Regions from separate parts of the Mus musculus genome. Here region 1 is linked to region 2. A link is a loop called in an ENCODE intact Hi-C map of the cell type or tissue named here. Cell type or tissue: gastrocnemius. All regions are shown on one strand. Links, peaks and the distances in the headings refer to the core of each region. The heading gives the core; the rest is flanking DNA.

Region 1 (10,654 bases), core at 1,486-9,485, 68 kb before region 2:
CTGTGTAGCCCTGGCTGTCTTGGAACTCACTTTGTAGACCAGGCTGGTCTCAAACTCAGAAATCTGCCTGCCTCTGCCTACCGAGTGCTGGGATTAAAGGTGTGCACCACCATGCCCGGCTATGTAGTTGCCATTCTTAACAGTGTTGAGAGGCAGCAACTTGACAGAGGTGTCAGGTCAAGTGGGCAGAATCATGTTGTTTCAGGTCTGGGTTACTTACAAAAGCAAGTCTGCTGGCCATAGTGGTGCATGCTTTTAATCCCAGTGCTTGGGAGGCAGAAGAAGACAGATCTCTGTGAGTTTGAGGCCAGCCTGAACTACTGAGTTCCAGGACAGCCAGGGCTACGTAGTAAAACTGTCCAAAAAAAAAAAAAAAGGAAAGAAAAAGAAAGAAAAAAGAATGAAAAAATGAAATGAAGAGAGGAAGGAAAGAAAAGAAAGTCTAAGCCATATTCTTCAGGCAACTGGAAGAAGCCATTTTGTTGGTTTTGTTTTGAGAAAGGGTCTCCCTCTGTAGCCTAAACTGACCTTGAACAAAGGATCCTCCTGCCTCAAACTCCAAGTGCTGGGCCCACAGGGGTAACATCATTATGCCCAGTTAGGGTTTGCCTTAGTTATTTATTATTATTATTATTATTAGTGTGTGTGTGTGAGTGATATCTGTTGGTACAGGCACATGCATGGAGGTTAGAGAACAGTTTTCCTTGCCCCAAGGCTTTGGGGATAAGATGGCAAGCATGTTAACTCACCAGCTTGCCAGCTCGCCAGCTCCTGCTTGGACCCCAGCACAGTTCCATCCATACTTCATTCACTCCAGGGAACACAACTTCAGGATAAAACACTGCCTTATGACTTTAGGATCACTAGTCTTCAATCCTCTTGAAATTATTCTACTCAATTGCCCGTCATTTCCCTAGAATAATGACGTCTCTGCACCCGTGTGAAGCATCCCCTGATTCCACTCATTTGGAGTCAGAAAGCTCTGTTTCTGCCACTGAATATCAGCAGCAGTTACATACAAGTGTAGGCAAAACAAAGTGTCAAAGCACAGGCCCTTGGTTTTTGCTCTGTATCTATTGCTACAGATTCCATGCCTTTGACTCAGTGTCTGCAAGGTGTTGGTGACCGGTCCCATGGTCCCTGTGTGCTAGGCAAGTGCTCCATGTGCTGCATCACAGAGTAAGCCCACCAGGGCTTGTTTAAAGCACTATATTTTATTTATTTATTTACTTACTTATTAATTATATGTAAATACACTGTAGCTGTCTTCAGACACACCAGAAGAGGGCATCAGATCTCATTATAGATGGTCGTGAGCCACCATGTGGTTGCTGGGATTTGAACTCAGGACCTTCAGGAGAACAGTCAGTGCTCTTAACCGCTGAACCATCTCTCCAGCCCTAAAGCACTATATTTTTCTTACACCCGTTCATTTATTTTGTATAGGTATAGGATGTGCATATGTGTGGTCCTCTGTAAGGAGGCTGGGGCTCACGTCTTCCCTTTCACCATGGAGGTCCTGGGAACTACCTTAGACGGCCAGGCTTTGCAGCATTAGCCTGTGCCCACTGAGCCATCTCACCAGCCCTGAAGAACTATTTTTTTTTCATCTCGAGTAACTCTACTATTGAAAGCTGTACCTGTTAACTTTATGTCAACTTGATATAAGCTAGAGTCATTTGCAAAGAAGGAACCTCATTTGAGAAAATGCCCACACCGATTTAGCCTGTGGGGAATTTTATTGCCAGATGATTGATGGGGGACGGCCCAGATCACTGTGGGTTGTGCCATCCCTAGACTGTTGGTCTTGGGTACTATAAGAAAGCAGGCTGAGCCGGGCGTGGTGGCGCACGCCTTTAATCCCAGCACTCGGGAGGCAGAGGCAGGCGGATTTCTGAGTTCGAGGCCAGCCTGGTCTACAAAGTGAGCTCCAGGACAGTCAGGGCTATACAGAGAAACCCTGTCTCGAAAAAGAAAAAAAAAAAAAAGAAAGAAAGCAGGCTGAAAAACTGGGTGGTTCCTCACCTCACACCTTTAATCCCAGCAATGGGGAGGCAGAGGCAGGTGGATCTCTGAGTTCAAGGCCAGCCAGATCTACAGAGCTAGTTCTAGGACAGTCAGGATTTCACAGAGGAATCCTATCTTGAAAAACAAGAACAAAAACCAAAAGAGTAGGTGAGCAAACCATGGGGAGCAAGCTAGTAAGCAGCACCCCTCCGCGGGCTCTGCATCAGCTCCTGCCTCCAGGTTCCTGTCTTGAGTTCCTGCCCTGGATTTGCGGGATGACTAACTACAAGCTGTAAAATGAAATAAACCCTTCCTTCCCCGAGTTAATTTTGGTCATGGTGTTTTAGGACAGCAATAGAAACCCTAAGACACAAGCCTTTAGTTACCTCTAGGTGGAATCTAGAAAGAAAAAAATAATGATGTTGGGGGCTGGCGAGATCGTTTGGTGGGCAGTCCCACCAGATCTGAGAACCTGAGTTTGGTCCCTGGGACACACCCAGTAAGAGGGGAGAGCCCTTCAGGTTATCCTGTGACCCCCATTCTTACATGTTGTTACAGCTACACACACTAAATGAAGTGTAATAATGTGGGAGGGGTTAAGTTCAATTCCCAGCAACCACATGGTGGCTCACAACCATCTGTAATGGGACCCAATGTCCTCTTTGGGTGTGTCTGAGACAGTGACTGTGTACACACATACATAAAATAAGTAAGTAAATAAATAAATAAATCGTAAAAACAACAAAGAGTGCTTGCTGTGTTCTTGCAGAGGACCCAGACTGGGTTCCCAGGACTTACATGGTGGCTCATAACTGCCTGAAATCTTGGTTCTAGGGAATTCAATACTCTCTTCTGGCCTATAAGGGCAACAAACGTACGCATGGCGCCCATAGTATGTGTAAGCAAACAGTCATAAAATAAAAACAGATATTTAAAACAAGAGGTTGCTTAGAGTGGTGAATCTGTGAGTTTAAATGGTTACATTGCAGTGTAAGAATTGAAAGGGGAAATGGGAGTGAGCTTATGCTTGCCATGCAAATCACATTGCCTGACAAAAGAAATTATTTCTGAGTTAAATAATTCAATGATCTACTTCAATTTGTCACTAATAAGGTGACCCTTACAACTAACAAAACCCTCACATGAAATAGTGGGCGTCCCTGGAGGCTCACAGAACTCGTGGAAGGGAAGGCCTTGAACAACAGGGATAAGAAATGACATTTTCCAGCTGAGCCTTTGCGGGTGTGCTATCAGCCCTCGGAGCTGGCAGGTCCATTAATCAGGGGACACTTACATCCAGCAGGCTGGAAAAGACAAGCCTGAGCCACTGAGCGTTCGTTACAGAAAAAAAAAGAATTCTTGCAAAAAGCCTCAGGCAGGGCATTCTTATCAACGAGAAGAGAGGTAATGAGTTTGATGTCTATGGGGAGATGGAATTCCAAATGGAATTTCAGGCCCCGGCAGCAGAGTTGGGAGAATGAGACCACATTTACATTTCAATGGCAGGAACACAGAGGGTAATTTTTCATGTGTATTTAATGTATTTTAAACTACAAGCCCCGAGATTCTTTGTGAGTGTGCTCCTGCTTGGATTTTCTTACCAAGCTGATGATTTTGTACTGGGTTACAGTGCTATTTAAGCCCTGGTATAGCGTACATTTACTCATTTAAGACTTGTTTTCCAATGGGGGCTTGGACTATAATCTCAGCATTGTGGAGGCTGAGACAGGAGGATTTCTAGTTAGACACTACTTAGGGAACGTAGTGAAATCTTCTCTCAAAGAATACAGTAGATACAGCCAGTGAGATGGCTCAGCAGGTAAATGTGCTCTTTGTCCAATAGCTCCTGAGAGGACCCGTGTTCGATCCTTAGAGCCCACATGGAAGAGAACAAGAGAATGCCCACCTCTGCACACACGCCATGACACACACATCCCTCCTCACACAAATAAACAGACAGGAAGGAAACAGAGGCAGGTGAATATGAGTTCCAGAACAGCCAGGGTTATACAAGGGAACCCTATATAGAAAAGCCTGTGTGTGTGTGTGTGTGTGTGTGTGTGTGTGTGTGTGTGTGTGTGTGTGGAATAAGGATGTAAGAGAGGGAAATTATAAAATAAAGACTAAGAGTCAGGCATAGTGTCTCATGGTAAAGAGGTAAAGATTTAGGGCAAGCCTTTGCTACATATTGAATTTGAGGTCTTATTAGGATCAACCCAGGCTACATGAGCCCTTGTCACAAATAAATAGATAAATTGTTTATCCACTCTGGGTATCTGAGGGGTGGAGCCCCTGCCTAGAGTGTTTGAGGCCCCAGGTTTGATCCAGCACCACAGAACCCAACAAAACATTGTGTTTTCAAACTCTTTCTTGATTTATCAGATAAAATGGAGCTGATCTAAGTAGAACATGTTATCCTTTATGTAACTGTATGAGCCGCAGGAGAGGCCCGGCTCTTGAATTTACAGGTCGGGGCATATGTTGAATGGAAGATAAAATACAAAAATCAGGTACAGGCCTGCCTCAGAAGTCCGTGGCCCATAACTCAGGGTGTTCTGGCACCAGTTTCTGACACACCTGTACCCAGAGACCCAGCCCCTTTCTTCAGAGCTGGCTCCAAACTCGTGCCATAGTGAGGCTGACCACTTTCCTCGTGTGGTTTCTCATGTCAGTCAATTTCGGGTTGGTTGTATTTGTGCCGAGGAGGTGTCTGGAGACGACATTCACTGGCTGTGCCTCTCCCCTGTCATTTCTGTGCACCCATGCCTGTCAGTACAAAGTGGCATTAGTTAGTTTGGACAGTGAAACAACTGCGTAAAGTGACCTCATTTCAACAGCATGCGATGTGGTTCCTGTCACTCTAAACGCACTTGGCTTTCATGAGATCCCAGTGAGGTAAGACAGAAAACGGTAGATCTGTAAGTCGTCATTATTTGCGGAGGCAGGAGGATGGCAGCTTCAAAGCTTGTCTGGGAAACTTTGTGAGACCCTGTCTCAAAAAGATACAAAAAGGCGGGAGACTAAGCCTGGTGGTGCAGACCTGCGATCCCAGCAATCCGGAAGGGGAGGGGAGAGCATCAGAAGTTTGGGGTCATTCATCCTCAGCCACACAGTGGGACCCTGAAGGGAGGAAGACAGACAGAGAGGCTAATTGAAAACACAAGAATTGCCTTGTCCGTTGTAGACCTGTCCTAATTTCTGGTTCCCTCCCTGGCTGGCAACTGAGCTGGTGGGTTCCCCCCCTCCCTTCCTCCGCGACCACTTCCTCAAAACGGCCACTAGGTGGCGCCAAGATCACGGTTGTCATTCCCAGAGACCCTAGGCGTGTGGAAGCCTAGGCTGGAGACAACGGGACCCAGTCAAGGTTACAAAAATTTTGTTTCAAAAACGAGGAAATTAGTAATTAAAAGCCTCATATATCTCTCCCAGTAATCTGTTCCAACATCATCACACCATCCAGGAAGGAGCAGAGATCTGAAGTAAGAGTGGGGTTTGCCATGAAGGAGCACTGTGGTTGCTTCTTCAGGCTTCCCCTCTCCTGGCCTTGCAGAACTGTCTAAAAAAGAAGTGTGTGTGTGTGTGGGGGGGGGACGGGACGACGACAGGAAAACAATTTTCTTTCTCTTTTCTCTCCTTTCTTTCTTTTTCTTTTTCTTTTTTTTTTTTTCACCACAGGGTTCTCTGTATAAGTCCGGCTCTCCTGGAACTAGCTCTGTAAACCAGGCTGGCCTCAAACTCACAGAGATCTGCCTATAGCCACCACTTCCCAGTGCAAAACAAAAATTTTAAAATAGCCTATCATGGTGACTTACACCTTCAATTCCAGCCGGCACTCAGGAGGCTGAGGCAAAAGGATTATGGTGAGCTGGTGGCCAGCCTAGGCTACACAGTTTTGGTCCAGTTTGAGCTTCAGTGTGAGACCGTCTCGTCAAACCAAAATAACAAATACAGAAAAACTTAGTAGAAGCAATGATCAGATAACTTTTGCTTTGCATGGTGCCAGAGAAAATTGAGAGTATGAGGTGAGGGTTATAGAAAGTCACCCTCCCCTAAGAAAGAAAAGCAATGAAGACCACACAAGTACGGCATAAATGAGCTGTTCTGATAGAAGTGATTGTAATCAGCTGTGTGAAGATTGGGACTTGCTTTTATGGTGCTGAGGACAGAGCCCAGGGCCTCACTTATACCAGGCCTATACTCTGCTCTGAACCATGGTCCCCCACTCTTTGCGACAGGATTTTAAAAAGGAAGGGGTTTGGTTTTGTTTCTGTTTATTGCCACAAGGTCTTAACTTGTTATTTGGCCCAAGCCGGCCTTGAACTTCAAATCCTCCCGCTTTAGCCCCTGGAATGTCAAGTTGGGAAGATTGTGGTGAGACAGCACTAGACACTGAAAGACACGGGGGTTTTTGCAGGCTCAAAACAGTGTGTTCCAGTCCTTGTTGGTTGGACGGTGCTTTCTGAAGTCTTGGTTGGTTGTGAGTGATAACTAAAGGACACCGGGCAGGAAGGAGGGGACGGCTGCCGAGCCTCCAGGGAGGTGCTCTGCTTAGGAATTTGGACTTTAGCCTGAAGGCTGTAGGGCAGTCGGGAAGGCAGCTCGCTCAGGCAATGTTCTGGGCCGAGCAGCTGTTTGGAAAGAGGACCCTGGCAGGCTCCTGGAGCTCCAGAGACAAAGACAGGCCAGAAGTGGAGACTGGAGTCACACGGCAGAATAAGGTGAGGACCGGGCCGTGGGGCAGTGGGAAGGAGGTGGGGAGGCAGAGAGAGGTTTCAGGTAAGACGGGTTTCTCTGGCAGGGACTAGAGGCTCGCTCGCTATGCTTCTGGGGCTCAAGTTACTTATCAGGTCATGAAGAAAAAAAAAAGATTTTAATTAAATGTTTGTCTTTGAGGGCTGAGATTTCAGGGATTGCTTCTTCAAATTAACATGTACTTACTTGAGTATATGCGTGCTTCTGCACACGCAGGATCACACATGGACGTATGGCCAGTTGGTAGGAAACAGTTCTCTCCTTCCCACGAGCCCTGGGAGGACCAAACGCTGGCCTTCTGCCTGGCGACAGGTGTTCTTATTTGCTGAGCCATTTCACAGGCCCCTGGGAAGGCCTTTTAGCATAATGACATTCCAAATGGATGGACATGCAGTGCTTTTAGGTAATAATCTCTCAACTAAAGGGACCCACTCTAGAATAGTCCCCAGCCCTACTCTGCCCACAGCATTGATCAGAGTAATATAAAGACCTCCCCAGGCCTGGGAATCTAGGGAAATGATAGACCTGACCGCCCAGCACACACAAGGTCAGGGTTCCATTGCTAGCACCGTGACTCCCCAAACTGATAACCTCCCCTTCCCATCTTCATGGTCTTCTTCTTCCAGAATATACACTAATATTTCCTCCTCCTCCTCCTCCTCCTCCTCTTCTTCCTCCTCCTCCTCCTTGGCTAGCCTACCTAGACTCATCATGTACACCAGGCTGCCTCTCACTCACAGAGATCGACCCCCACCTCCCTGCAACTGGGATTAAAGACATTCATCAACACACGCAGCTATAGTGTGCTTAATTACCCCAGTTCTGCTGCTCTGGGAACCCTCTTCCTCTGGCGGCCCCCACTGATGAGGCTGACGACATAATTCCTCTCTCCTTGGCTCAGTCACTGGAGATCGGCCTGAAGTGGCCTTCGTGGTAGACAGCTAGGCTAGCCTTGCACTGGATGGGCAGAATGTCATGGGAATGGAGAAAGAGGGCCGTTTGGGGGTGGCCCTGGCTATCTAGAAATATTTCCCAATGCAGAATGCCCTGCTTCCTTTGGGCCAGGTCAAGCACTGATGAGCCCATCAGTACTCGGGTCACTTTGCATCTCCAACTAAAACTTCTGCAAACTGAATCAAAGTGCAGTGTGCCAGGGAAGCTGGGGCAAATGCTGTCCCTTTGGGTGTTTGAAGCTCCCGATGGGTTTGCTGGCGTTATACAGGCTTCTGAACCGGTTTGGTGTTTCCCGAGAGAGTCGGCATTCGATCCTGCTTGTTCATATTGTTGTTTTGCCTTGTTCTTTTTGTGAGGGAGCCCAGGCTGGCCTTGAACTCACCACATAGCCCAATCTGGCTGCCACACTTCCATCCTCCTGCCTCATGTGTAGGCATGGGTCAGCATTTTCCTCTCTCCTTTGGCTTGCATTTTTCAGGGCTTGCACTGTGCCTGGAATGTTGATCTGGGCTCCCATGGAGCCTCCAGAGAGTAACAAGATAAGAACTCAGGTGACTGAGGCTGGAGAGATGGCTCAGCTGTTAAAAGCTCCTCCAGAGGTCATGAGTTCAAATCCCAGCAGCCACGTGGTGGCTCACAACCATCCGTAATGAGATCTGATGCCCTCTTCTGGTGTGTCTGAAGACAGCTACAGTGTACTTACATATAATAAATAAATAAATCTTTTTAAAAAAGAACTCAAGAGACATGCTAGGACCTTAGGGCAGGTTCTTCCCTGGGACTAGAGAGCCACTTCTGAATTCATTCATAAGTGTCTAGTCCAATAAACACTTAGTAAATAGGCATGGAGAGAAAGGCCTTGGGGGTTTGGGGGGGTGGGGTGGGGCTCTTTCTCTCTTTTTTTTTTTTTTTAAGACAGGTTTTCTCTCTGTGTAGCCCTGGCTGTCCTGAAGCTCACTCTATAGACCAGGCTGGCCTCAAGTGCAGAGATCCACCTGCCTCTGCCTCCTGAATGCTGGGATTAAAGGTGTGCGCCACCACTATCCAGCAAGGGATGCCTCTTTAACTGAGATCTGACGGTGGAAGAAACTGCTGTATATGGAGCTGCTAGGCACAGGCAGGCCTGAGGAGACCCACCCACCCCTCCTGCCAGATGGGCTTTCAGAACCTCATTTACCTTTTCTTCGTGTCTGCAGACACTGCCAACCAACACTTCAGGTTCCCATGGAACTGTTTCACCTTTAGGAAAGAGGTTTCCTATCCATGGACCCTTTGCCCTTCCAGCCTGCAGTTTCCTTGGGAACCCTGGCTCTGGCCAACTGTATTTGATTTGTGTGGATTGAGAAACTGCACTATAGTTAGAGAGGAGCTGGGGTTCAGTGACAAAGGGGAGTACGTAAGCTTGTGTCATTCAAGTTAGTTTGGTCTTTCTACACTTCACTCCGCCTTTCCATGGTTTCCAAGAAAGGACTAGGAGACTTTCGTCAGAACTGAGTGTGTGCCGGCAGCAGTCGTGGGCGGAGGCGTGTGCATGTGAGTACAGGGGCCACCACTGGAGGCTGGAGTTATTGGGTTCCCTGGAGCTGGGGTTACAGGCAGCGGTGAGCATTTCAGTGTGGGTGTGGGAAGCAAACTCCAGTCCTCTAGAAGAGCAGCGATTGTTTTTAACCTCTGCACTCTCTTCCCAGTCCCTTCCTTACTCCATCTGACAGGGCCATAGGTAACCCAGACTTGCTTTATCACCAAGGGTGACCTTGAACTTCTGATCCTCCTATCCCCACCTTCCAAGTCCGAGTTTGTAACACTACACTTGGCTGCCGTGTTTTTCAAAAAAAAAAAAAAAAAAAAAAAAAGAAGCCAACCTTATTATTAGTTATTTTAGTTACCTACGGTTGTTTGCCCCTTGTGACTCCTGGCATGACTTCGGAGTATGAGGGAAATTTCTAAGGTCAATGTGGAGGGCATAATTGTGGGGTCTGTTTCTGAGAGCTGAATGGAAAGAACTATAATTAGCATTTCATTAAGTGACTTTTTTTTTTTTTTTTTTGCTTTGTGAGCTTTTTATGTGTAGGGTGGGCTGGGGCTTGAATCAAATATAGTAGGCAGGGCTTCAGTGTGCTAGAAATTTCTCTGTGGTGAATCCCCCGCCCCCCATTCTGAATTAAAAGACATCCATGCCATTTCAATATCCTCACCTATGTCTTTGGAAGAGGGAGTGAGGGTACACAGCACGGCTTGAATTTGAAAGTACAAGCAGAAGAAAACAAACTCTCAAAAGAAGAGAAGATGCTTCAGCGCACAGTGTTTAACTGGGGTCTGGGAGAAACAGCCTTCCGGTGACCTTTGTGGAAAGGTTTGTGTCTATAGAATGAGTTCCAAGCCAGCCGGAACTACATAGTGAGATCTATGTCACTGTCTCAAAATAGTTATTAAATAATTAATTAAAACTGAAGTTAAAATTGGCTTCAGATGCTTCTGAGTTTCAAAGGAAGGGACGCCTCATCTGCGGAAATCCCACTTTACAGGTGTTTTAGTTAATTAGTTAGTTAGTTAGTTAGTTAGTTAGTTTCTTCTTTGAGACAGGCTATCTCCTCATAGACCGGATCTTATCTCACTATGTAGACAGGACTGACCTGGAATTCACAAGGATCTTGCCTGCTTCTGCCTCCTGAGGGCTAGGATTAAAGTCGTGCACCATCATGTCCAGCCTCCTCTATTTTTCTGACAGTATGAAAAACACATTTTAATATGTTCTTTAAGTATCTGATAAGGATTGGAATCTTTTTCGGTGGGGGTGTGTTTGAACTAGACGTTCAATTCCTTTTAATAGGTATAAGATTACTGAGTCTTTCCGTCCCCTCTTGGAGTTGTAGTGGTTTGAGGGGTTAATAGATTGATTCCTTTTCTTCTGAATTGTCAGACTGCTATGTGCATTTCTTTA
Region 2 (10,654 bases), core at 1,324-9,323:
AGAGAGTCATTTGCTAGGAATGCAGTCCCAGAATGGTTTTGTGTATTGGAGTGGTTGGACTTCAGGGTTTGGGGATGGTAAGTTCTGCTGTCTGTATGGGTACCAGAGAGCAGAAAATTTGAAATCTGGATGCACCAGAACATGTGTGTGCCAGGGATACCCTAACCCAGTCTAGCCATGCCCCCTCCCCCAAATGCTCACCCAGGAGAACTAAGCTATCCCCTGCAGTGGTGTATAGGTGACTATGAGGTCTACACACACACACACACACACACACACACACACACACACAGAGAGAGAGAGAGAGAGAGAGAGAGAGAGAGAGAGTGAGTCTTTGCCCTGTCTCTGGTTTAAGACAGGAGGAAGGCAGATCTACCATCCTTAGCTAAACCCAGAGAAGCACATGCCCCTCCCCCAAACAGCTTCCGCATTCACCCACCAATGGGACAGTTTACCAAGAGATAGCAGCATCTTGGGCCCTTTGCCTGTGTCCATACTTCATATGTGTATTTTCTGATGTCAGCCCTGAGAAGTACAGTTTTCACCACTTGATACATGAAGATGATAAGGCAAAGAGCAGGTAATTAATTCTTCTAGGTGGCGGAGCCAAGGTCTGACCTAGCCCATAGCTCTACTGCATGATTTCCAGGTCACTAGAGGTCCCAGGACCCCAGACCTAACACCTGTGTAAGGAGATGATGCACTTGTCTCTTGGCCTAGAACCCTGGGCTTGTTTGAGATTCCTTGATACTCCTGACCTCACACCCGGGTTTCCAGCTGCTAAATTCAGCTGCCTTTTCCTCTTGGGGACCTAGCACACACCCTTCCTCTTTCTCCAGGCTGCCGCTCCAACTTCCCTTCCTGATAGCACAGAAATATGCTCCCCCACCTCCTTGACTGAGCTGATCTCTCCTAGAATCCTCTGCCCGTCATGGTCTCAGCTTGGTACGAGCACCCACAGAGGATGGTCCTCCCAGCTTCACCCCCTGGCCTGCAGGGTCGGCTTCATGCACTGCATCAGGCCACCTGGGTAGGGCATTTGTATCTGCTCTCTGCTCCTCTGGCTTCTCCCACTTTACACCCATCTCAAGGCATCCATGGGATGGGGGATGGGGTTGATCAGCATCTTTCTGACCCCTTCCCCCCACATTCCTGTCCTCTCCCAGTGAGTACCCCACACTTGACTTGTCTTCAGTCAGGGGAGGAAGAGACATGACCCACTGTCTTCAGTACTTGCCCCTAAAAGCATCAGATCAAAAGTCTTCAGTCTCTGACTCCAGATTCTTGCTATTTGTTTCCTGTCTCTAGATGCATTGTTCCTGTACCTCTGTCTACCCCTACATGTCACCTCTCCCCTGTTCTATATAGCATATTCTCTCAGCTCCATCTCCTCATCATCCTGGCTGAACTTCCCTCTAAGAAGGAAACAGCTGCCTCCTAGGCCCTTTCCAGTCCCTTGAGTCGCTTTGAAACGGCTTTGCAACCTAGGCTGGTCTGGAACTTGCAACCTTTCTTTTTGTTTTTTCGAGGCAGGGTTTTTCTGTATAGCCATGGCTGTCCTGGAACTCACTCTGTAGATCAGGCTGGTCTTGAACTCTGCCTGCCCCTGCCTCCCGAGCGCTGGGATTAAAGGTGTGTGCCACCACGCCTGGCTAGAACTTGCAACCTTTTGAGTGCTAGGGAAGGTAGGTGTGAGCCCCTGTACCTGGCTGGCTCTCCCTGCTTTTGTTAAAGAGGTCCCTAGGGCTTTCTTTTAGTTGGCTATGGCTACCTGACTGTCCTGCCCTTCCTACTTGCTCTCCAGCCGCTTCTGAGGACTTCGTGTATGCGCTGACAGCTCCTGCCACTCTCAGACCTCTGGCCTTCAGGGACTGCTCCCCCCAACCCCGACCCTCCAACCCCATCCACGCCTGTCCTTACTTAATACCATTAATCTTGATAAAGAGTAATCCCCTCTTACTCCACCTTGCAGACTATACCCCACTTTTCGCAATAGTGACCTTTAGCTCTGAGTCTTGGTGGCTAGCCTGACTTTGGTTTGTGTGTGTGTACGTGTACATATGTGCACACATGTGCATGTATATGTATATACATGTAAATGTGTGTGTGTGTGTATACATGCATTTCAGGTTTCAGGATTATCCATTTAGTAAGCTATACTAGATCATGTGGGCATAGCATGTGGGTTGAACCCCTGATTCTCAGGAAGCCAGGGGGTGGGGCTGGACCCTGTTCAACACATGTTCTTGCTGCTCGGCAGGAAATGGTCAGTGCAGTGAGAGTGGGGAACCTGAAAATAGCCCACAATCCAGGTAGCTCTGTAGGAAGTCCCTTGGGTGCCCATCTCAGTCTTCAAACCCCAGGATGCCTTTCTAGTCTGACTTTACTTCTATGCCTGGTGTCACAGCCTGAATCTGGAGCAAAAGTTTGGTCAGCTCAAATATCCTTGAGGCTGCTCTGCACACAGTAGGTCCACAATAAAGATTTTTTTTTCCCCCCAGTGGGGAAGATGGTAACTCCCAGGACACTTATACTTCCCATAGCAGTGCTCCCAGGACATTTACACTTCCCATAGCAGTACTCCCGGGACACTTACACTTCCCATAGCAGTGCTCCCAGGACACTTACACTTCCCATACCACATGGTGCCTGGGAATCCCTCTGACCTCCCTATGACCTGTCCATACTTTGAAATTTGTTATTTTTGAGACAGGGCCTCACTATGTAGCCCTGGCTCTCCTGGTACTTGCTGCTTAGAACAGGCTGACCTTGAACTTATGAGGGATCTCTGCCTTGGGTGTGCTGGGATTAAAGGGTTGTGTCATCACTTCAATAAACCTTTACCTAACACTGTGACTGGACTTTTGAGGTCACTGACTTCTGCCAGGTGCCCAGCACATAGTAGGCACTCAATAAATGATTATGAATTAGGAGCTGAATGAATGCCTGGCCGGATGCCTGACACACCCTCAAGACTGAGTTACTTGAATGTATGAATGAACTGGCCCTGAGAATTTGCTGAATGTAAACCCAGCTTGCCCCTGGCCCCAAGCCAGCCCCTTCTGAGCCCCTCCTCAGTGAGATGCTAATACTCAGAGCTTTAGCTGCTGGGCCACTGGCTTGGGATGCAGCCCGAAGGCTGAGACTTAAGCAAGCAGCCGAGTCTAATTAGAAAATGAGACCTCGCAGAGGAATAGGATTAAACTCACCACTGGTTGGAGGCATAGTCCTGGAGCTTCCTCCATATGTGGGGCTACTGCCTCGTGTGTCCTCTGTCGATCTTCACAGTGGGTGGCAGACTTGCTCCTGGCCCATTCGCAGATGCTATGGTCAGTGCCAAGCACCCTCCTGTGGGTCCAGGGTCCTCAGGGGTTGCTACACTTTCGGAGGCTATTCTGGGTAGCAGGTGATTCTTGTTTGCAGACCCTTCCAGATGGTACAGCCATGTGGACTACCCACTCCTCTTAAAGCTCCCTTCCCCTTGTTCTCTCCGCAGCTTGCCCGGCACCCAGAAGAGGTTACTGAGCCCCGGGCCATGGTCCCCTCTCGCAGGACGTGGAACTTGGGAGCCACGCCTTCACTGCGAGGCCTGTGGAGAGTGGGCCGGGTCCAGGAGCCCAAGCCCGGGATGGCTCGCCCCGCCCCAGCCAGCCCAGCCGCCCGCCCTTTCCCACACACCGGCCAGGGGAGGTTGAGAACTGGTGAGTCCGCATTTTTAGAATGCCTCTTCATTTCCCTTCCTTCCTCCAGATCCCAGAGATGAGACTGAGGCTTCTCGCGGTTCCTAAACTCAGTCAGAGCTGTCAGGTAATTACAGGGTAGCCAGCAGCCCAGAGCCGGCTGGGCGTGGAGCGCAGCGCAGCGTCACCGGGTGCTCCTTCCCTGCGTCCAGCCTGGGAGGAGGAGAAGGCTGGAGCCGGTTAAACTTTAACAGTCCATAGCACCGCGGCATCAGCTACGTTCCCGCCAGCCGAACCAGGTCAGGGACACTGAGATCTCATTTGGGGTGGTCCCTAATATCAGCTGAAGGCGGTAAACAAGGTAGGTGAAGCGGCTGACCTCCTGAGTGCCCTGCTCGGCACTGACATCCGATTCTACCAGAGTGCCCTGGACAGGAATGAGGAGTGAGTGCAGGCTACCCAGAGTGTCGCCCAGCAGGGTTTGGGGGTGCCAGGTCCTGGGTTTTAGGTGTCAGCCAGCCAATGACTGCTTTCAAAAACGATCGTACCAGCAGGTCTCAGGTGAGAGGGTCCTGGAGCCTGGGCCGCTGCTGTACCCTAGGGAACTGTCAGCAGGCAGCTTTCTGGGTCATGTCCCAGGTGCCGAGACTGTCAAGGAGCCAGCGGCTCCTCTGTTCTGGGTAGGGGCCGGGTGTGAGTGTGAGGAGCCGTCCTGACCCTTTCCCTACCTCTGTGTGGGCAAGCAGGCAGGGTGCCCTGGTTGTGTGGGAAGGAAGGGAGGGTTATCCTGGAGAACTGCCTTCAGGTGTTTGCTGCATTTTGCTCCTGACCTACAGGGATGTGTCCACATTCCCAGCCTGGCCCTCTGGGTCATGAGGCCATGGGATGTAAGCCCCTTAGCATAGAGAAGAGGCGATACACAGAGATGGCCCCTCTCCCTTTCTAGCTGTAACACATTCACTCTGCCAGTGGGCAGCAGGGCAGTGCTTTGAAGATCTCCCAGCTTCTATAGTTGCCTGGGGCTGCCACCCCCTTAGACTTTGGGAGCCTTCAGGCAAAGCAGAGCTCTCTGGGCCAGTCAGAGCTGGTTGTTTAAAAGGGGAAAAGGATGGTCTCTACAAGGTTGTCCCCAGGTGTGAATAAAATAGAGATGAATGTGGTTTTTCTGGGTAAATATCTTTTAACCTTAGAAAAACAACGTACTGAGCTCTTTGTGTGTGTGTGTGTGTGTGTGTGTGTGTGTGAGTGTGTGTGAGTTAGCGACTTATTGACCACTTTATAAATTTAAGATAAAGATCAAGTGAAACCTGTGTGTGAGAGGCAGGCACAGGCTTGGCACCCAAGAGAGAGCCTCAATCAACAAGGGTACCCCAGTCCCCTCCAAATCTGCCCTGCTGGTGTTACTGTCATTGTGAAAGGGACAGGGCTGGTTAGTTTGAATACAAGCCCTGTGTAGCTCTAGGCCTGTTAGCTATTCAAGGTCTCTGGTTTTCTGGCTTCCGGACAAGAGAACGTCCTCCACCTGCCTGGGTGGTGGTGATGGTAATCACTGTCCTAAAGGCTGATATCTGTGGGTCCTTCAGGTTTTTGTCAGTGTGGGGACTTCCTGTTCCTGGTGTTCTTTGAGCCTCATTAAGGGGTTATACCCTCTGGATGTTAATTAGTTTATCCCAGGGTCAAGGCTGTGCCTTTTTTTAAAAAAACAAAAGCAAAGCCCGGCAGTGGTGGTACACGCCTTTAATCCCAGGACTTGGGAGGCAGAGACAGGTGGATTTCTGAGTTCGAGGCCAGCCTGGGCTACAGAGTGAGTTCCAGGAGAGCCAAGGCTATACAGAGAAACCCTGTCTTGAAAACCAAAAACAAAACAAAAAGCAAAAGCAAAAACAAACAAAACAAAACAAAACAAAAACCAAAAAAAACAAAAACCACAGGGCTTTGATTGCGCGGAGCTGACTGTGTAAACCAGGCTAGCTTTGAACTCACAAAAATCTGCCTGCCTCAGGCTTCTGAGGGCTAGGATTAAAAAAAATCCAAGTGCCTGGTGAAAAAGCTTCCATTTAATTGATTCTTAAAAAAAAATCAATGTATTTGACTTATTTTCAAATAAATCAAATGTATTATTTTAGTTTTAATTTATGTGTACATTCACCTGTGTGGTTAAATGCACGTGAGTACAGGTACCTACAGAAGTAAGAGGTGTCAGATCCCTTGGAGCTGGACTTACAGGCAATTGTGAATCACCCAGCGTGGGTGCTGGGAGCAAAACTCCAGTCCTTTGCAAGAGCAGTGTGTGCTTTGCAGATGAGCCATCTCTCCAGCCTGTGGCTGTGTCATTTCTCCCTAAGGCTAGTGTTGTTACCCACCCTGGCCAGGTTAGAGGAAGGGGGTGTCCTGCCCCAGAGGAAACACTTCTAGCCGTTCTGGGTACACTTCTAGAACTAGCAGGGACCAGGCTACCCAGTGTGGGGTTGGTCTTAATTAAGGCAAGGGAGAAATTGCCACCTAGAGGCAGCCTGGATAATAAAGCTCTGTGCCCATGATGTACAGCTCACTCAAGTGTCTTGGCTTCCTCTTACAGCTCTCTGCGAAGGGAGCTGATGAGTAACTGTGGACCCCCAAAGCCACTGTAGCAACTGGGGAGTCCCTGGCAGGGTCTTGGGTACCCCCCCCCCCGGAAAAGAATCTCAGGGTTGGGCCCGTGAGATGCCGGAGCAAGCAAGGACTGAGCGGAGGGGCCAACTGGAACAAGCGGGGTTGAGCAGAGTGAGCAAAGGTTCTAAAAATTCAATGCCCAACAACCTCATGAAGGCTCACAACCATCTGTACAGCTACAGTGTACTCACATACATAAAATAAATAAACAAATATTAAAAAAAAAAGAATCTCGGTCTTTTTTTGGTAAGGGATCAGGCAGCCCTACTCTGACCCTACCTGTATGGAGAGAGCCTATTGAGGCCACAGGAGGCCCTGCTGGCCATACCTGGGCAGATTGGAGGGCACAAAAGCTGAGCTCAGCCTGCTTTGGCCAGCAGCCAAATATATCATCATATCTGTCTGTCTGTCTTTACTGAGACAGGGCGTGGAAAAGATATTCTACCCAGTGGCGAGGAAGACTCCACTTCTCGGACTGCAGCTCGCCCGTCTCTTGCACAGTGTCGAGCCCTCAGCGTGGACTGGCCTGGCCCTAGGAGTCCCCATAGACTCTACCTGACAGTGCAGGTAAGCCCGGGCCATCGGATGCAGGGGCAAGGGTGAGTTTGGTCCTCTGAGCTCCAGCAGTTGGGTCCAGCAGGGAGAAAAGCTGGGCACTTATTTGCCAGGCACCGGTTCTGTTGACTAGTCCTTTGCAGCCCATAGCCAAGTGACTGCAATAGGCTGCATTACAGTTTATCCCAGGGAAGATCTCTGAGGTGACAGGAGTATCCCAGCCACACCCTGGCTGAGGTGGGAAGCGAGGCCTGTGATAAGATTTGTAGAGCTGGAGGAGAAACTGGGAAAATAGGCTGGTTTGGGAGAGCTGTTTATTTCTGTGTGGACAAGGCCTTTGTGCTTTTGTTTGTTTGAGGAATCAAAAGAGGGCCAGGCTGGGTGTGGTGCATGCCTTTACTCCTAAAGGCGGCAGGGAGAGGCATAGTTTGAGGCCAGCCTGATCTACAGAGCAAGTTCTAGGATGTCCATCCAGGAATACAGAGACTGTCTCACAAAGAGTCCAAAGGGAGATGCTTTCCCTTCCAGTTGTCATTGACATTCAAAAGACATGCCTACTGTATACTTGGGTAACAGGTGGATTTGATTGTAGAAATAATACAAAGAGTTAGTGGCTTTTATGCAATACAGTTTTGGAATACAGGCATTAGATTTCATGTCTCAACAGAAAGATACTGTTTTATAAGAATTTTTTAAAACATCTTTTTAATTAATTAATTTTATGTATATGAGTACACTGTTGCTGTCCTCAGATACATCAGAAGAGGGCATCATGGTTTCGAGCCACCATGTGGTTTCTGGGAATTAAACTCAGAACCTCTGGAAGAGCAGCCAGTGAGTGCTCTTAACCACTGAGCCATCTCTCCAGCCCTGTTTTGTATTAATTTGATAGGCAAGGTCACGGAGGATCAGAGCTCAGAGAGGTTAAGCAGCTTGCTGCTGGTCACACAGTAAGCTGAGATCTGAACTACCAAACAGAAATGGAATACAGAGGCGTGAACAAAATATTATAAAAGGTAATGGTGATAGTGATGCCTGCCTTTAAGGGAGGAAGAGGCAGGCAGATCTCTGAGTTTGAGGTTAGTCTGGTTTACTGAGCCAGTTCCAGGACAGCCAGGGCTACCTAGAGAACTCTGTCTCAAACAAACAAAATAAACAAACAACCCCCAAATAAACAAATAACTCCAAATGGTGCAAAGAATTCAAAGAATTGTCAGTACGGTCCCTAGAAGCTGGCTGTCCCTCCTGGTCCTTCTGCAACTCCACGGTGGAAGGCTCATCTTCATCCACTTATCGATCCTTCTTTACCGCCACCAGTGGTATGCTATTTATATTTACTTTTCACGTTATTCTGTGGCTTGCTGTTTCCCTCATGGCCGTCTTTGAGATCTCTTCATACACGTTAGTTATGGAGAACTCCGTCCATTCCCCTACCCCAATGCATTCTACTTAAGATTTCCCCATAAACTGTAACCAGGCTGCTTGTGTGCGTGTAGTATTAGAGCCCTTGGCTGTCTCATCCCATCACCACCGGGTAATAACGGTGATTATGGTGGTGATGGTAAAATCCTCCTTGTCTGCCCTGTGTGTCATCTCTGGTCACAGTGTGCTCCTTTCACGTTCAAGTCATGATGCTGATCTTACACTGTGTATACACGTGGGTGTGGGGACAGCGCAGTGCACCTGTGCAGGTTAGAGAACAGCTTGTGAGGGTCAGTCTGCCTACTGCATAGGCTCTGGGGATGGGAACTCAGGGTGTCAGGTGCTTCATGCATCGAGCCATCTTACTGGCCAACATTAGTTTGTTAGTTTAGGATCTCGCTATTTAGCCCGGTCTGGCCTCAAACTCAGAGATCTGACAACTCAGTCTCCCAAGGTCTGGGATTAAAGGCATGTGCCACCACACCCAGCTGCATTAGTTTGCCACGTATGGATGTTTGCTTACGTATCTGTGTATGCACCATGTGTATCTGGTACCTGCTGCCCAAGGATGCCAGAAGAAGGAATCAGATCCTCATAGCTACCATGCGGGTGCTGGGAAATGAACCTAGGTTCTCTACAGACTGTCAGCAAATCTGCTGAGGCTCTATGTCTAGAACTAGTTACTGCCATGAACCCAGTTCCCATGTGGGTGCTGGGAACTGAACCTAGGTACCAAGGCAGCGAGTGCTCCTATCCGCTGAGCCCATCTCTCCAGTGCCTGCATTACTATATTCTTTAAGGACTTATTTTTATCTGTATGAGTGTTTATGTATTATGTCTGCTGCTTACAGAGGCCAGGAGAGGGTATCAGATCTGCTCAGACTAGAGTTATGGCCACGAGCCACCTCTGGATCCTGGGAATTGGACCTGGGTCCTCTGGCAGAGCAGCCAGCCCTCTCAGCTGCTGAGTGGTCTCTTCAGACCCCTGTATTAGTGCGTTAATGTGTGCGTTTGCTGAACAGCAAGTTATAGATTGGCTGCTTTGTGCCAATGTGTCCTTAGACCGGTGCAGGGATGCTGAGAAGGGAAGTAGGGATGGTAGCCCAATAGAGGCTCCAGAGAGTCACCAGTGACCTCCCATGTGTGAATACAAACAGGAAGTACCAGGAACACAGCTTCGGAACATGAAGTGCCAGGGTTATGGGGGTGTTGTCAAGATTCCCCTAAGAGAAGGACTCATAATCCCTCCTAGTCTTTATATTTTTGAGACAGGGACCCTCCTCTGTAGTCTAGGCTTGTGTGGAACTCGTGGCAGATACTCATGTTCCCACGTGCTGTGGTTTTAGGCAGAAGCCACCATGCCTGGCTTTTTCTCTGAGCTTTTGATTGCCGCACACACACATCCTGCCTTTCCAGGTAGCCGCTGTGCAGAGCCAAGTGCAGGCGGTGGGCAGGATGGGTTCTGGGGGACACGAATACCTTTGAGCCAGCCTCCCTCCAGTGGGTGCAGTCCTGGGCTGCTGCTCTGGGCAGGACCCCAGGGATGATGGTATGTAAGGGACAGCCTTTGTCTCCACATGTTTCTTGGTACTCGTGAGATTCTTCTGAGAGATCATTCTTGTTTCCTTTGTGAGGTCTTTGAGGAGAGTGGGTCTGGCGAGACAATGGTTAAGGAAATCAGAGGGAAGTTAAATCTGGAGGCTGTGGTCAGGAGCTGCAGCTCTGCTGGGTGGTGGCCCTGTTCTCGAGCTTTGATTATGGGGTGCTGCTACCAAGGCCTGGGCTCAGCAGTTCTACTGACGCTCCATTCAGAAGCCGGTACGTCCATGTCCCTCCGGCCCCTGCAGAGCTCTGCCAAGTTTATGGGTATGGATGTACGCCGAAGTGTGCGCCACGCCAGGGTTGTGACCTGCAGGTCACAGGCTCAGTCAGTCCAGCCTTGTTCCAGGCACTAAAGACCGAGTGGTACCTCCAGGACACTGCAGAAATTCCCAGCCCCCAGGGACGTTTGTCCTTCCTGTGCTTCAGCCAGCAGCCCAGAAATAGTGTGACCTTTGCTCCCGTCTGAAGGCAAATGGAAACTTCCAACTGTTGCGGTCCCTGCCACCCCCACCCCCAACCTCCCCCAGCCTGCTGGAGATTGTGTAGCAGTTGGTTCAAGGGTGGGGACAGAATTAAGCTGAGGAGAAATTTCCTAAATGCAAGAGATGGAGGGAGGAAGAGGCCGAGGGCGTGGCTCACTAGGCACCTGCTGGGCCCATTTTCACTCTTGGAATTCTTTTTTTAAAAAGGTTTATTTAGGCCCCTTCTTCATCCCCTTCTTCCTCTCCTCTCCCCCGCTTCCC

The links. A loop is a pair of places that touch in the nucleus more often than their neighbours do. Peaks named below come from ENCODE experiments on the same cell type or tissue, not always from the same donor. Only the 100,000 strongest peaks of a DNase experiment are listed, where the experiment ranks them.
Region 1: a loop joins it to region 2, with 2.4 times the contacts of the local background. A loop is called at or near these places in 18 of 42 quality-filtered maps.

What each region holds. Positions count from the first base shown.
Region 1 is chr8:95,198,764-95,209,417 of GRCm38, reverse strand. Gm31277 (a long non-coding RNA gene) reads right to left here and starts at 8,248. Exons shown (of 3, transcript XR_387940.3): 1 at 6,946-8,248; 2 at 4,878-5,127; 3 at 4,407-4,773. It also overlaps a transcript of Kifc3 not described here. In gastrocnemius, for the core only: a CTCF peak has its summit at 5,278 (motif pointing right); DNase peaks (open chromatin) are centred at 5,286 and 7,066; H3K4me3 peaks cover 465 bases; H3K27ac peaks cover 1,084 bases.
Region 2 is chr8:95,130,962-95,141,615 of GRCm38, reverse strand. It overlaps Kifc3 (kinesin family member C3), which reads left to right. Exons shown (of 22, transcript NM_001372314.1): 2 at 3,497-3,701; 3 at 6,757-6,899. The coding sequence starts at 3,536. Gm31036 (a long non-coding RNA gene) reads right to left here and starts at 3,499. Exons shown (of 3, transcript XR_001778639.1): 1 at 3,210-3,499. In gastrocnemius, for the core only: a CTCF peak has its summit at 6,182 (motif pointing left); DNase peaks (open chromatin) are centred at 3,090, 3,300 and 3,566; H3K4me3 peaks cover 2,399 bases; H3K27ac peaks cover 3,951 bases.